Linked DNA regions of Homo sapiens: region 2 is linked to region 1. A link is a contact called in ENCODE POLR2A ChIA-PET data. All regions are on one chromosome and are shown on one strand. The core of a region is the stretch at or near the end of the contact, and the rest is flanking DNA. Distances in the headings are between cores, read along the strand shown.

What was found. ChIA-PET counts read pairs that join two places held with the same protein, here RNA polymerase II (POLR2A).
Region 2: POLR2A ChIA-PET joins it to region 1 with 10 read pairs in Caco-2. The contact joins the enhancer-like site here to the promoter of CCDC121 in region 1. POLR2A ChIA-PET finds 5 or more read pairs at or near these places in 2 of 52 experiments (Caco-2 and common myeloid progenitor, CD34-positive).

The regions. Positions count from the first base shown.
Region 1 is chr2:27,623,899-27,631,206 of GRCh38, forward strand. It overlaps CCDC121 (coiled-coil domain containing 121), which reads right to left and starts at 5,114. Exons shown (of 2, transcript NM_024584.5): 1 at 5,052-5,114; 2 at 1,740-4,019. The coding sequence starts at 3,901. The coding sequence ends at 3,065. GPN1 (GPN-loop GTPase 1) reads left to right here and starts at 5,152. Exons shown (of 14, transcript NM_007266.4): 1 at 5,152-5,271; 2 at 5,961-6,054; 3 at 7,129-7,168. The coding sequence starts at 5,161. RefSeq lists a silencer at 4,084-4,378 and enhancers at 4,827-4,886, 4,947-5,256, 5,297-5,396.
Region 2 is chr2:27,749,104-27,756,828 of GRCh38, forward strand. No RefSeq gene overlaps it. Among named protein-coding and RNA genes, the nearest start is that of MRPL33, 19 kb to the right of the region's middle. RefSeq lists silencers at 1-105, 65-265 and an enhancer at 3,517-4,135. Within about 2 kb of position 3,733, at least 9 of the 41 ENCODE cell types and tissues checked have a DNase peak (open chromatin) inside an H3K27ac peak, as active enhancers do.

The DNA.
Region 1 (7,308 bases), core at 3,864-6,363:
GATGGGGCCCTAGGAGATGGAAGAACACAAAATGGAAGATATCTTGACCCCCTGAATCACCTGTTGAAGGAGAGCCACTTGCCAACCAGGAACATGTATCTGAGACTATTAAGTGAGCAAGAAATAAATGTCTGTTATTTGAGACATTATACATTCTTGGGTCTCTTTGTTAGCCTACTCTAATACACAATAATTATCCATTATCAGAATGGATAAATTGTGATATAGTCATACAGTAGAATACTATACAAGCTATAAAATTGAGTAGGGTTTCTCGTATCATCATGAATATGTCTCAATGTCTGGGGCCAGGCACAGTGGCTCACACCTGTAATCCTAACGTTTTGGGAGGCTGAGGCTGGAGGATCGCTTGAGCTCAGGAGTTCTAGACCAACCTGGGCAATGTGATGAAATCTCATCTCTACAAAAAAATTAAAAAAATTAGCTGGGCATTGTGGTGTGCACCTATAGTCCCAGCTAGTTGGGAGGCCGAGATGGGAGGACTTCTTGGGTCCAGGAGGTCAAGATGCTGCTATGAGCTGTGATCACACTACTGCACTCCAGCCTGCGTGACACAGTGAGACCGTCTAAAAAAATACAAAGAATATTCTGCACATCTCCTTAAAAGAGAACATTTTAGAAATTTACTCTTGCTTCATCTCTCTCTTCTTATAGCAAATCCATTAGCAAGTCCTGCCTACCACCAACTACATTTTGAATCTGTTCACTCTACTTCTGCCATTCCAATCTAAGCCATCATTACCTCTTGCCTAGACTACAGTATCTTCGTAATTGGTTTCCTTCCACTTTTTTCTGGCTTGGATACACTCCACATAACAGTTGTAGTTTTTAAAATTAGGTAAATCAGACCTCATTCACCTGCTAAAGGCCCTCGGTGCCTAAACTCCTGCTAGCCTTAATAGCCTCATCTTCCTTTCCTCCACTCATGTTCTGTGACCATTCCTCAACTATACTTTACATACACACCTTTCTGTTCCTTGAACCTACCAAGCTTATTGCCATCTTAAGGCATTTGCATTCACTGTTGCCTCTGCCTAGAATAGTTTCTTCCCCAGTTTTTGCATTGTAGGCTTCATTTTAGCAATCATAGGTCTTAAATTTCACCTCAGAGGTCTTTTCCATCTAAACTCACTTTCTGTAACATAACCCTGTGTAATTTTCTAAATAGCAAAGCAGACAAAATGCAGATTGAAATCTTAGTTGGCCAACTTGCTGCTTACTTAGAGGTATGGATTTCAAGGTATGAAATCAGTTATCATTCAACTTTTAATGTCTTCAAGCCCTCACTCTGGAAGGGACAGCCACAAGCAGTATACCATATCCATTACCTGGGATGATAAGTAAAAATGAACTGAGATCAGGTGGAAGTTACCCACTCTTGAATTAGATAATTGGGACACCAGTGGCAGGAGGGGAATTAACAGAACTAATATGCTTCCTACTTTCCAACTTTTTATCAGCCTTAGAAATACATTGTCTTAGGGTTTTTACGTCCACAGAGACTAAGCCTTCAAGTTTGTCTTGGATACCATGCTTTCCTTGTTCAGTGTTTCTGTATTTTCAGCTCACAAATTGAGATTTAGGTTAAAGTACCTGTATGCTAAAATCCTAATTTCTGCATTAAAACTAGTTTTTATTATTTGCACATGTGAATAAGACATTTAAGAGTGGTAACAGAAGAGTGATGAAGTAGAAAATGTGTTACATTGGAACAGTAATAAAATCAGTGGATAAATGTTTTTATTTAATAACATTGTTTAATAAAAAACTACATATTTAACAGAAAAGTTGTTAAAGCTACAAGGTAAAGGCACATTGAAGGAGAATGCTTTTTAAATCCAATTTTCAGGGAATTCACTTTACATGTAAATAAAGCAGAAAATGCAGGAAAATTATTTTGAAGTTTTTCATCACTTAACAATTTCTGGGAAACAAAGTTCATCCTATTTTCCCATAGAGGACCCCTGTTAAAATATAAGATTATATTCCCCTATACTAGGATTCAGCATTCAAATAAATCACTAGTCCAACTTCAATGTCGTAGAACCCAAAAAAAATATAACTATCCTAAAAATATATAATTTAAAATATAATTTATAGTTATACTAAATGGGAATAAACATATGGCACACATTAATTACAAAGGATACTTCATGTACTAGAAAGTGCACCTGTAAGAAAATTAATAAATGACCTAAAACTAAAGCATTTAGGATAACAAACATCATTTTACTTGCTATCTTTTAGAATGCTGCTAGGGAAATCGATGGCACTTAAAAAAAAAGTTGTCCAAATATTTCAACTTTTTTTGGATACGTTTTCCTGAAATAAGTGGAGGCATTCAGTCACCTCAATGCTACAGGTGTTTCTTCAAATAAAACATTTTCAAAAGTAAGAGCTGACCTAATATATGTCTCCTTCATCTTTTCTTACCTTCTCAAACTTGTAGGGGCTTAGCATCAGATGAAAGGTCACTCTGCCTAGCACTTACTGGACTTGCTGTTATCAGAATGCTTTTTCACTCATGAGAAAACTAGAAGGAGCTACCTGGTCACTGGCACAAACTCACAAAGAGCTTGTAAAAACTGCTTTTGTCTGCTAAGTTGGTCAAAAGGAATGAGGATAAACTGGCAGAACGCTATTCAAAGTCTATTTGGAATGCTATCCTTAAAGGTACTTTCTCTATAAAGAAATACAATTTAGCTAGATGAAATAAATCACAACTGTTTTCACTTCCTTAGGTTGGTTTCCTTTAGCTAGTTTGATGTATGGTAAATGGCTAGGTTAGGGTCATGTGTTAGGTTAACTGGAGGTTTGTGGAATAGCTTATTAACGAGTATTTAAAGAAAAAGCTAGTTAAGGGAAGCTGGTTACCAAATATCTAGTAGGACTGTTGGATAAAACCATCTAATCCTTCACTCCAACACATCATGATGGAGATTTTACAATAGCAATCTGGAATCCAACAGCCTTTCTAACCAGGTTAATGTAGCACTTAAGAGTACTTGCTCCAGTTCTTATTTAATCAGTGTTATTTTAGAAGTTACTTTGGATTAATCCTTGATTTGGTGCCTTGGGGAAGACTGGGTGTGGTCTTTGGAACATCCTGTCTATTTAGGCACTGATTATGACTTCCTTGCAGTCTCTGCCTCGCCTGGATTAAGGACTCCAGATACCACTGTTCCTGCTGCAGCTGCTGCTTCCTGTTTTCTAAGTGGCTTTGAGTAGCCGTTAGTTTCTGGGCTTGCTCAATTAGCTGCAGTAATTCCTTCTTGAACTGCTGGTTCTCTCTGTTGATGCCACAGGAGTATTCAAAAATAAACCGCTTTGCTGCCAACTTCAAGGCCTGGGCCTTCATATTAAGCTCTCTTCTTTTTCTCTTTCCCAGTAGCCTCCTGTCTGGCTCGCTCAGTTGTTTCTCCAGTAATCTTTTCTCCTGGAGGAGCTGGGCCTGTACTTCCCGTGTCTTTGAAGCTGTCTCAGCTTGGACTTTCTTTGTCTCCTCCTGTAATGTCTGTATTTCTTTCTCCTGCTTTTCCTTTAATATAGCAATGTCCCTCATTGCCTGCAACTTCCGCTTCAAACTGGATTGGATATTTTCCTTTTGCAAGAGCGCTGTTTTAAGCACTGAAATTTGTTCTGCATATCTGGAGGCTGATTCTTGTCTTCTTCGTTCAATCTCTCCACTTTTTTGTAAATAGCTGTTCCATACCTTCTCAGGTTGCTCTGTGTACTCTTCAGTTTTGTTAGTCAGGTATTCCAGAAAGAATCTGTTTTCAGCCTGGACAAGTAACTTTTCTCGGTGTAGCTCCCTGGATTCCTCCAGTAGCTGTTTCCGCTGGGTTTGAGCTTGTTTTATATGCTTGTTCAGATCCGTCATTTCCGCCACTATCTTTTCTTTAAGCCTTGTCTCTACCTTTGTTAGCTTCTCTGGCTTGACAAAATTATTTATTAGACTATGATACGGTGGAAGGAGCCTTCTGGGGCCCTCAGCAAACCTGAAAGAACAAACGAGACATTCCTCTGTCAGTTAATGAAACTTTAGGAAGTAAGTGCACAACTGTCCTTCATTCATACAAGAGAATATTTCTGAGCACCAGAATGTTCCAGACATTATGCAAGGTGTGGGGAATCCAGCTAGTGGTAAAGGATGAGGAATGTAGCTCGTCATTTACAACGTGCATTCACTACAACCCTGGGAGGTATTACCTCAGTTTTAAAAAAGGAGAAAACAGGTTCAGAGAGTTTAAGTGACTTGCCCATGACTCACACCACTAGCAAGTGGCAGAGCCTGGGTATTAAAGCCAGATCTTATGACTTACTGAACACTGTTTGCAGCTACAAAGGGTCACAGAAACAGACTGGGTGGTCAGGAGTAGAAATAATTTTCTAGGCTCTTTCATCATCTTTCCTGAGTTTCTGAGGGACCTTCAGTGACTGGAGGGGAGGAAGCTCCCCTCCAGTACCTACTTGCACCTGGAATCCAAGCATTCATCCTGAAGGTCACGGCAACTGTGTAGTTCACTGAGGGTGACTGCCAAGGAATGAGCGCTAGCATCAGGAACCTGCGTCTGCAACTCGCGGGAACAATGTGCAAGTGTGGAAAGCTCCCGTAGTTTATTCGTTCGGTGCTCAAAGGGTCTCGGTGCTGCCCAGCAACCCTGGAGACTGCACCCTGCTCCAGTCCCGGCTGGTCCAGCCCTGAACTGTTTAACCGCCTCGGCTACCGAATAAGCCCGAGCAGCCGGTCCTCCAGTGGCTCCGCTCCCCGTTCTCTGTGGGCTCAAAATGACAGGCATGCTCCTCGTTTTCTTGCTGTGTGAGCCCTGCCCTCGGGACCCCATCTCTTCTGGCCTTCCTCCGGGAGACAAAAGCCCTCCCAGGCTGCAGAGATCAGCGCCCTTTTCCTAGCTCCCTTCAGCCTTCCTCTCGCTTGCTCAGCGCCCCCACTTCCTCGCCACTGTCACTAGTTGACTCATCAGCCCTGCCCGACGCTAAGAAGATGCCCTGGCAACCGCCGCGCCCCTCACCCGCTCCTTTCTGACGCTGTGGTGGTTTTCGTTCGCAGCCCAGAACATTGCGGAAGTTTCTCTACCCATGCGGTGTCTCTATGGTCGGGTGGGTGGGGCCAGGAGGAAGATGGCGGCGTCCGCAGCTGCCGCTGAGCTCCAGGCTTCTGGGGGTCCGCGGCACCCAGTGTGTCTGTTGGTGTTGGGAATGGCGGGATCCGGGAAAACCACTTTTGTACAGGTGACGTACACAGCATGGGTGTAGTAGGGGAGCGCAAAAGGTTGCCTCCGGCAGGCGGAAGGCCAGGAAGAAAGGGAGGGAAGAGGATTTGGAGGGTACCGGCGCATGGCTTTCGGGGGCTTCCCATCAACTTTAGTTCCTTCCCCGGCAAAGCCTCCTCGGGCCCTAGCCAGGTTAATTAAGGCTCTCTTCTGCGCACCTTCAGGGCATACTCGGTCCAGCTTACCACGTTGTACAGGAATTGTCTTGCTGATAAAATTGCGTTTCTCGGAGGCAAGTTACAAGTAACTTTAAAGATTAATACAGTGCTAGCACACAGGTTTTGGTGAAGATTTGCCAAATATTTCTTGCACGCCTGTCATGTTCCATTCACTGGGGATATAGCGAAAATGAGGTTGACAAGATTCATTCGTGGGGCCAAATATTTAATGGAGGAGATAGAGAAAACCCACATACGAAGAATCAAAACAAGTAAACAAGTGACTACGAGTAGGGGAAGCTTTGTTAGATGGGTGATGAAGAAAGGTAGCATTTGAACTGAGAGTTGTATCTTGGAGGTGGACATGGTGGATATTTCAGGTAGAAGAAAATCTAAGTGCAATATTCTTAAGGCATGGGTGTTAAAGGAATGGAAGTTCTCTCTTGTCCCCTCTTTGTCTCCTTCCAACCCTCTCCCCATATCTCTGCAGAGGCTCACAGGACACCTGCATGCCCAAGGCACTCCACCGTATGTGATCAACCTGGATCCAGCAGTACATGAAGTTCCCTTTCCTGCCAATATTGGTGAGTAAACCAGTAACATAACTTGTGTGCAGTGCTTTAAAGAGAATGGAAAAGGCCAGGCGTGGTGGCTCACGGCTGTAATCTCAGCACTTTGGGAGGCCGAGGCAGGTAGATCACGAGGTCAGGAGTTCAAGACCAGCCTGGCCAAGATGGTGAAACTCCATCTCTACTAAAAATACAAAAAATTAGCCAGGCACGGTGGCAGGCACCTGTAATTCCAGCTACTCGGGAGGCTGAGGCAGGAGAGTTGCTTGAACCCGGGTGGCAGAGGTTGCAGTGAGCCAAGATCGTGCCACTGCACTCCAGCCTGGTCAATAGAGTGAGACTCTGTAAAGCCTCCAGCCTGCCAGTCTTCAGTGCCTTCTTTTTTCATGTTTTCTAAACTATCTACTTTCATTTCCTTTGGATTTGCTTGCATTCCTAAACAGCTTAGGTTTTTTTTTTTTTTTTTTTTTTTTTAGACAGAGTCTCTGTCACCCAGGCCAGAGTGCAGTGGCGTGATTCACAGGTCACTGCAGCCTCAACATCCCAGGCTCAAGTGATCCTCCCACCTCAGCCTCCTGCCGCTATGCTGGGCTAGTTTTGTTTTGTTTGGAGAGACAAGGCCTCTCTATGTTGCCCAGGCTGGTCTTGAACTCCTGGGCTCAAGTAATCCTCCTGCCTTGGCCTCCCAAAGTGCTGGGATTATAGGTGTGAGCCACTGTGCCCAGCCTAACTCCTTTTAAAAAATCATGTCTGCATTGCCATTGTGTTGCCTTTGTCAGTAATAGGCAATTAGTAAGAAGCATTTTTTCCCCCTTGATTTTTGCCTCCCTTTTTCTAGGCATGTTTAAGTTGCATGAAACTTTGCACTTTGTGGAGACAAAACTCTTTGCCACAACTTTAGAGCTCCTAGCCCTAACATTCTTCATGATTTACTTGGCATTTATTCTTTGTAAGGAAGGAAACCAGTGTGAAAGTGGAGGTGGTAGAAGAGAATGCTGACAGGAGAAGGCTAGAAGGCCAGTTTTACTTTCCTGGTGGTAGGGAATGTGTATGTATTACATTCCAGTTAATTCTTTTTTTTCTCCTCAGATATTCGTGATACTGTAAAGTATAAAGAAGTAATGAAACAGTATCCTTTTCCATCTACTTTGGTCTTGACTCATTCCTGGCTTCTTGTCTGTGTATTTTGTGGCTTGAAAGAGTGTTTTTGCCTTTTCCTTGTGAAATATACAAGCAAAAGGATGGAAGCTGATTGTGGGAGAGGTAGGT
Region 2 (7,725 bases), core at 2,483-4,982, 120 kb after region 1:
AGGAAGGGTTCAGTGAGGGATTTCAAAGGAAGGATTCAGTGAGGGATTGCAAAGGAAGGGTTCAGTGAGGGATTGCAAAGGAAGGATTCAGTGAGGGATTGCAAAGGAAGGATTCACTGAGGGATTGCAAAGGAAGGGTTCAGTGAGGGATTGCAAAGGAAGGGTTCACTGAGGGATTGCAAAGGAAGGGTTCAGTGAGGGATTGCAAAGGAAGGGTTCACTGAGGGATTGCAAAGGAAGGGTTCGGTGAGGGATTGCAAAGGAAGGGTTCAGTGAGGGATTGCAAAGGAAGGGTTCATTGAGGGATTGCAAAGGAAGGATTCACTGAGGGATTGCAAAGGAAGGATTCATAGACCAGAACTTTGACATGGGATCTGTCCAGCAGAAAAGGTAGGGTAGGGCATTTTTGCAGAGAATGTGATGGACAAACACATGAAGGCACAGTTAATAATTTAATATGGACAAACTAAGGGTGGCATCCCTGTAGCAGACATGGGAATTGTTACCACCCAACAAAGAATCCTCCTTCTTTGAGTATTAATTCACTGATTTCCTCAGGGGAGCTATTTCACCACACCCAACTTTCAGTCCCCATGATTGGATGGGACTGGGTATATCACTCAGCCTGACAATTCATCAGAGAGATTTACTCAGAAATTGGCATGTTACCCATTCTAGGCCAATGAGAGGGGGTCCTGAGATTTTTGCTAGAACTCTTGGAAAAGAAGCATTTTCTTTCTCTGTCAGGATTGTAGAATAACTGTAGGTGGATGTTCAGTATATTAGATTATTTGTTTGTTTGCCTGTTTGTTTATATGCATTGAGTAAAATCAGAAAGAAGTATCTTAAAATATTGACATCAATGAATTTTTGGTGGTGGGATAATGATGACATTTATGGTTTTTGTACATTTACATATTATTTATATTTTCTACAAATTTATTATATTTATATTAAAATATATTTTTTTCTTTCTTTTATTTTTCTGAGACAGAGTCTCATTCTGTCACCCAGGCTGGAGTACAGTGGTGTGATCTCAGCTCACTGCAGCCTCTGCCTCCCAGGTTCAAGTGATTCTCATGCCTCAGCCTCCGGAGTAGCTGGGATTACAGGTGTGCACCTCCACACTTGGCTATTTTTTTTGTGTTTTTAATAGAGATGGGGTTTTGCCATGTTGGCCAGGCTGGTCTCTAACTCCTAGCCTCAAGTGATCCACCTGCCTAAGCCTCCCAAAGTGCTGGGATTACAGGCATGAGCCACCAAGCCCTGGCAGATTTTTTTTTTTTTTTTTTTTTTTTTTGATACAGACTCTCACTCTGTTACCCAGGCTGGAGTGAAGTGGTGCGATCTCAGGTCACTGCAGCCTCCACCTCCCAGGTTCAAGTGATTCTCCTGCCTCAGCCTCCCAGGTAGTGGGGATTACAAGTGTGTGCCACCACTCCTGGCTAAATTTTGCATTTTTAGTAGAGACGGGGTTTCACCACATTAGCTAGTCTGGTCTCGAACTCCTGGCCTCACGTGATCCACCCACTTTGGCCTCCCAGGGTGCTGGGATTACAGGCATGAGCCACTGCCCAAAATGGATTTTGATGTTATAAATTATTATTTTAAAACTATTTTAGGCTGGGCGCTGTGGCTCACGCCTGTAATCCCAGCACTTTGGGAGGCCGAGGTGGGTGGATCACCTGAGGTCAGGAGTTCGAGACCAGCCTGACCAACATAGTGAAACCCCATCTCTACTAAAAATACAAAATTAGCCAGGCGTGGTGGCGCATGCCTGTAATCCCAGCTACTTGGGAGGCTGAGGCAGGAGAATCACTTGAATCCGGGAGGCGGAGGTTGCAGTGAACGAAGATGGCGCCATTGCACTCCAGCCTGGGCAATAAGAGCAAAACTTAGTCTCAAAAAAAAAAGTTATAATACATTATAAAACAATATACATATGTACCATAATATATGTTTATGTTTATAATTTTATATAAATAATAGATTCATGTAATTTTTACATTAATATAGAACAGAAGTGCTTTAAGCCCCAAATGCCCATTTATTCCTTCCCTTGGTTCCAGTTTTAAACCCAACTCCTGAAACCTGGCGGGACCTGCATCCTGAATCCCAGGTTAATCCAGTTTCCTATAAAAACTTTTTCAAAAGAAAGCATTTTACCTTTTCAAAGTCAGGTAGTTAGCAAAAAGAGACATTTCAAAGTAAAACATTTAGGAACTAAGAGGTTACACTGGCGCCCCGTTAGACCTCAGTCCTCCTTTTAGCACAGAGGGTGGAAAGATGCGTGGGGCTCTGTTCTCAGGATGGGCTCTGACTCCAGGCCGGCTGTGGCAGGGGGACCAGGGGTGGCCGTGCCTCTTTGACCTGACTTTGTAGTCCTTTTAGGAAGAGCTCAGTGGGTTGTTGAACTGGCGTGGATGCCCTTGGTAGCCCTGCCAGAGAGAGGAATAGGACACAACCCCCACCCATCCTCCTGTCACCTGCCTTCACACTCACAGTCCCTTCAGTCACCAAACGGGAACAGCACAGCTCGGCCCTGCCTGGGTTTCCTCTCCCCTTGTTTGCAAGGACTCCTGAGAATTCACACACATCCTGGGTGTCCTCCCTGCCAGTCACCAGCTCAATCCTGCTGGTGCCCACTGCAGAAACAGACCCCTCTCTTTTTTTTTTTTTTTTTTTTTTTGAGATGAAGTCTTACTCTGTCACCCAGGCTGGAGTGCAGTGGCGCCATCTCAGCTCACTGCTATCTCCACCTCCTGGGTTAAAGCGATTCTTCTGCCTCAGTCTCCCGAGTAGCTAGGATTACAGGCTCCTGCCACCACACTCAGCTAATTTTTTTGTATTTTTAGTAGAGACAGGGTTTCACCATGTTGGCCAGGCTGGTCTCGAACTCCTGACCTCAAGCGATCCGCCCGTCTCGGCCTTCCAAATTGTTGGGATTATAGGTGTGAGCCACCATGCCCAGCCCAAGCCCCTCTCTTAAGTTCTCCAAGCACAGCTTTAACAAAACTCCCCATAACCTCTGCAGAGATGCCATTCTCTCTCAAAGAAAGCCACATTTTACAGTGACTAAGAGGAGCCTGTGGCCTCACGTTGTCCTGCATTGCACTGTCTCCTTTCCAGAAAAGGTTCACGTTTTATCCTTGCATAACCCAAAGACCTATTAAAATCTTTTCCTAAAAACAAAAGGGATTATTCCCACAAGAGCAAGTTGCTTCCACCTCCACCGGAGACAAAGAAATTGGAATCAAAACCCCAAGCCCATGTGGCTCAGAATAGCAGTTTGCTCTTTTTTTCTTGCCATTGCTTTTTTCAAAAATAGCGGAGGCCATTTTTTGCACACCACATTCTATACCTGTTTGGAAACCAAAGGCTGAGTCTGAAAGAGGGTCAGGGACTGGGCTGGGAAGGGAAGGCTGCAGGAGAGACTCAGGAAGAGGGAGTGAGGTCAATGAACACAGCAACCGCCAGTTTTTCCAAGACTGAGACCTTTTATCGTGGAGTCAGATGTGGGGAGAGGGGGCCAGGCGTCAGCTAGCTGTGGGATCACGGGCAAGTCTTGGAGGTGCCTCTTCCAGCTTCAAATCTCTGTGTACTTTGGGGAGGCAGGGGGTTTGCTTCCCAGGTGCAGGCTTGCACCTGCCTCTTTCTGGATTGCATCAGAGCTGCTCAGGACTCATTTCCCCACCCCCACAGGCGCCTACAGCTCCCTCCCCCTCCCATAACTTATTAGCTACAGATAACATCCCTTTGTTCTCCCAGTGACTCCACACCCACAGAAGGAGAGGGGGATGAAGAAATCTGCCAGGAGGGTGCCTCCCGCCAGTATCTGATGAAGGTAAGAGGTAAGAGGCTGCCCGTTTACTGCTTGTGCCTTCCAGGGAAGCTTCTTCCCCAGGGCCACTACCCGTTTCGGGAGGCGTTTCTGGGCTAGGCTTCCTGGCAGGGGAGGCTCTCAGGCACTGGGGCCGCTGAGGGTATGTGGTGAAGCGCTTGGCTTGGAAATCTTTGCCTTAGGGACTCATTAAGAATTTTTTCAGGGAATCCTCGTCGGGTGTCTTCCAATGGCTTCCCACCAGGTTACAGTCAGGCCGAAACTTCTTTTTTTTTTTTTGAGATGGAGTCTCGCTCTGTCGCCCAGGCTGGAGTGCAGTGGCGCGATCTCGGCTCACTGCAAGCTCCGCCTCCCAGGTTCACAGCATTCTCCTGCCTCAGCCACCCGCGTGCCCGGCATGGCCCAAACTTCTTAGCCTTTTTTGCCAGTCCTTTTCCCAGACCCACTGAGCTCCAGTTACATAGAACCACGTGCGATTTCCTTGAAAATATTATGCATTTTCATGCTTCCGTGACTACTTTGCATATGCTGTTTCCTTTGCCTGGAGTGCCCCCTACCACTTCTCTTCTTAAAGAACTCCTATTCATCCTTCAAGACCCTACTCAAAAGTCAGGTTCTTTTTCAAAGCCTTGCTTGACTTCTCAGACAGGGTGGGATGCTCTGTGCTCTAGGCACAGGGTTCCTTCCCTGGCTCATCTGGGATTAGGGTAATTATTAGAATTTACATGTTTATCTTCCTTCTAGTTGTTCCTCCAGGGCAGGGACTGTCATTCACCTTTGCAAATGTGGTGTACAGCACAGTGCCAGGCCCTCGTAATTCCTCAGCCAGTATTTGTGGCAGGATAAACACAATTTCTTCTGGATTTATTGTAATTTTGAGTAGCATTAAGAGAATGCTTTTGTCTCTGTGGACATTCCCTGGCCTCCAGTGGCATCTCTCCAGACAAAGGTCACATATTTGTGAATCTGTATATTCACACAGCATCAGCATGTCACTTCTCAGGTATTTTACATCTGATTTATTTATTTTACACATTAACCCTATGGGTGGTTGTTATTGTTGCCATCATAAAATAAAGAGATCGAGATGCTAAGAGATTAAGTACCATGTTCAAGGTATCAGCACTTGGATGGCAGAGCTGGGACCTGAAACCAGGTATTCTGGCTGCAAAATCTTTTATCTACATCTGAGTTTCTGAGTAAGTGGTCTTTGAATCAGTAGGTCAGCGTCCCCTGGGGACTTGTTAGACAACCCAAAACTCCAAGGGTGGGGCCCAGCAATCTGTTTCAACCAGCCCTGCAGGTCATTCTATCCTCAAGTTAACACTGGCCTGTGCCACAGCTGCTCCAGTAGCTGTCCACAGCCATGGGAGGGCGCTCCAAGGCCGACTTTCACCACTGGGAACCTGTCAGGCACAGCAGAAGGCAAGAAAATGCATGAACTGGGAATTAGGCGGCAGAGTTCTAGTCCTGCCAGTTCTGCAATTATTGGTTGAGTGATTTGGAGCACATTATTTAATGTTTAACCTCCCTGGGCCTCAGTTTTCTCATCTGTAAAATGAGGATGATGACTAAATGTTCTCATCTCTAATTTCCCTTTAAATTCTGTTATTCAGCTCTCCTTTGGAGTAATATGTTGTCTGTGCCAAGGATGGAATGAAAACAGAGTATGATGGCTCATCTTGACTTTTTCCTTACTTACAAATGGAGAGCCCCAAAGTCCAAATCCTTGGACCAGCTATCCCCCAACTTCCTCCTTAGGGGCAGAAGGTGAGAGCAAGCAAACATTTGAGTTGATTCATGAAACTTTACTGGGCAAAGAATAGAAAATGTTGGTTTGGACCCTCCTTCACTATCTGGGGCCCCTCCACATGAGCTCCTTCACCGATCCGTCTCCTTCAGCTGCTTCCCCACTGTGACTCTACCAGCCCCTCTCTATCCCCCCTTCAAGCCTGAGCACTTTCCCTGCACCCCCACCTGGAGTTGCCCAATTCACATGCTCTTGTTTATTCACTGCTCTTCTGAGGAAGGGTGGGGTTGGTGTCAGGGTGACTTACTAGGTTTGACAGGGGCTTGGTGGCCTCATGGGGAGCCCCTCAGACGCTGGCTTCACATGGCCCCTCCTGCTGGCTTCACATGGACCCAACGGCCCTCCCTGGAGCCCACCTCACAGTGGATGGGACTGTACCTACTGGGCACTGGTGGGGCCCAGCATTCAGCTGACGGCTGAAAAAACCTCCGGTCTACATTGGGCTAAAAGGGAGGAAGAATGTTTCTTGCCCTTTTGAGATGTTTGCAAAAATCCCCAAAAAGCAATTGTGTTGTCAGAGTACAGCCTTGAATCAGAAAGGTGGTTAGAAGAATTTTAATCACCCAGGAGCTTGGCATCAACATAAGAACATGGCTGATACTCAAGTCCAGAGAGACTAGGAGAACTGGGGAGTTTCAGAAGTTGGTCAAAGAACGTGTTGCCTTTGGCAAAACCACACGTGTCAAACAATCCGAGTGTCTAATCAATCTGTATCGCTCTCAGAGAGACTTTCAGCACAAGGTTTCAGAAGCCAGGAAAAGCCTAATAATGTAGGACATCAGGTGTCCCCAGCAACCCTGGGGTGAAAAGCCAAAGAAGGTGGTTCTTAAACAAGGGCTTGGCCAGGCCCAGTGGCTCACACCTGTAATCCCAGCACTTTGGGAGGCCAAGACGGGCAGATCATGAGGTCATGAGATCGAGACCATCCTGGCTAAAACGGTGAAACCCCGTCTCTACTAAAAATACAAAAAATTAGGTGGGCATGGTGGCGGGCGCCTGTAGTCCCAGCTACTCGGGAGGCTGAGGCAGGAGAATGGTGTGAACCCGGGAGGCGGAGCTTGCAGTGAGCCGAGATCGCGCCATTGCACTCCAGCCTGGGTGACAGAGCGAGACTCCGTCTCAAAACAAACAAACAAACAAACAACAAGGGCTCTGGGAAGACCGGAAGCCAATGTCGACTCCTCCTCAGTTGAAGGTCACCGAGGCTGCATTTCTCAGCTGCAAGTGACCAGGGAAGCTGACCACCCCTTAGATGATCAGTGGAACAACATGTTGATAAGAATATGTGTGTAAAGTTGTGTGCAGTTACGGTTTCTGTGCCTTTTAAATCAATACACATTGTCTCAACCTAGTACCCTGGAGTCCCATGTCAACACCTTCTGCTGATGGCTGCTTTCTTGACCCATTCTGAGCACCCCAAAGTGGGCCTGGTAATTGAGTTCAACCGGGAACCTGCTGACCTGCCTCAGCAGTCTTGGAACTTCCCAGGATCCCAGGGGGCTTGGAAGCCTGGGGACCACCCAGGCGTGGATTAGGATTCCTGGACTGCTCCAGCATGGGCCCCTCTCCCTCCCCACAGTCAGCACCTGTCCCATCTCAGCCTGAAATTGGCCTGCTTTCCTCCAAGACTTGGATCGAAAGACTCTTCTGCACATGTTCAAAATGTATTTCAACTCCTTAGAGTCTCCTAAGCCTCCCATTGCCAAGCCCCTGTGACTTCACAGACACTGAGCACTCATCTCTGGTGCTGTCTTCTACCCAAAGAGTGGCCACATCTGAACATGCTGGTCCTTTAGCTCTCTGTTGTGCAGGAGTGAGGAGACACGGGCTGTAGTCTCAGCATGCTGATGCAGTCTAGCTGTGGGCCCTTCGGCAGGTCACTTTACTTCTCTGGGCCTCAGTTTTATCATGTGTAAAATGAGAATGTTGCTTTAGATGCCCTCTGAGATCTTCCAACTCTAACATTCTGAGATTCTGGGGGCCGCCCTGGCCGAAACAGGTTCAGAGGTGCTGCACATCACCCCACACATAGCCATGAGGACATAGGAGAGAGTCCATGTAGTGTCAGGACAGT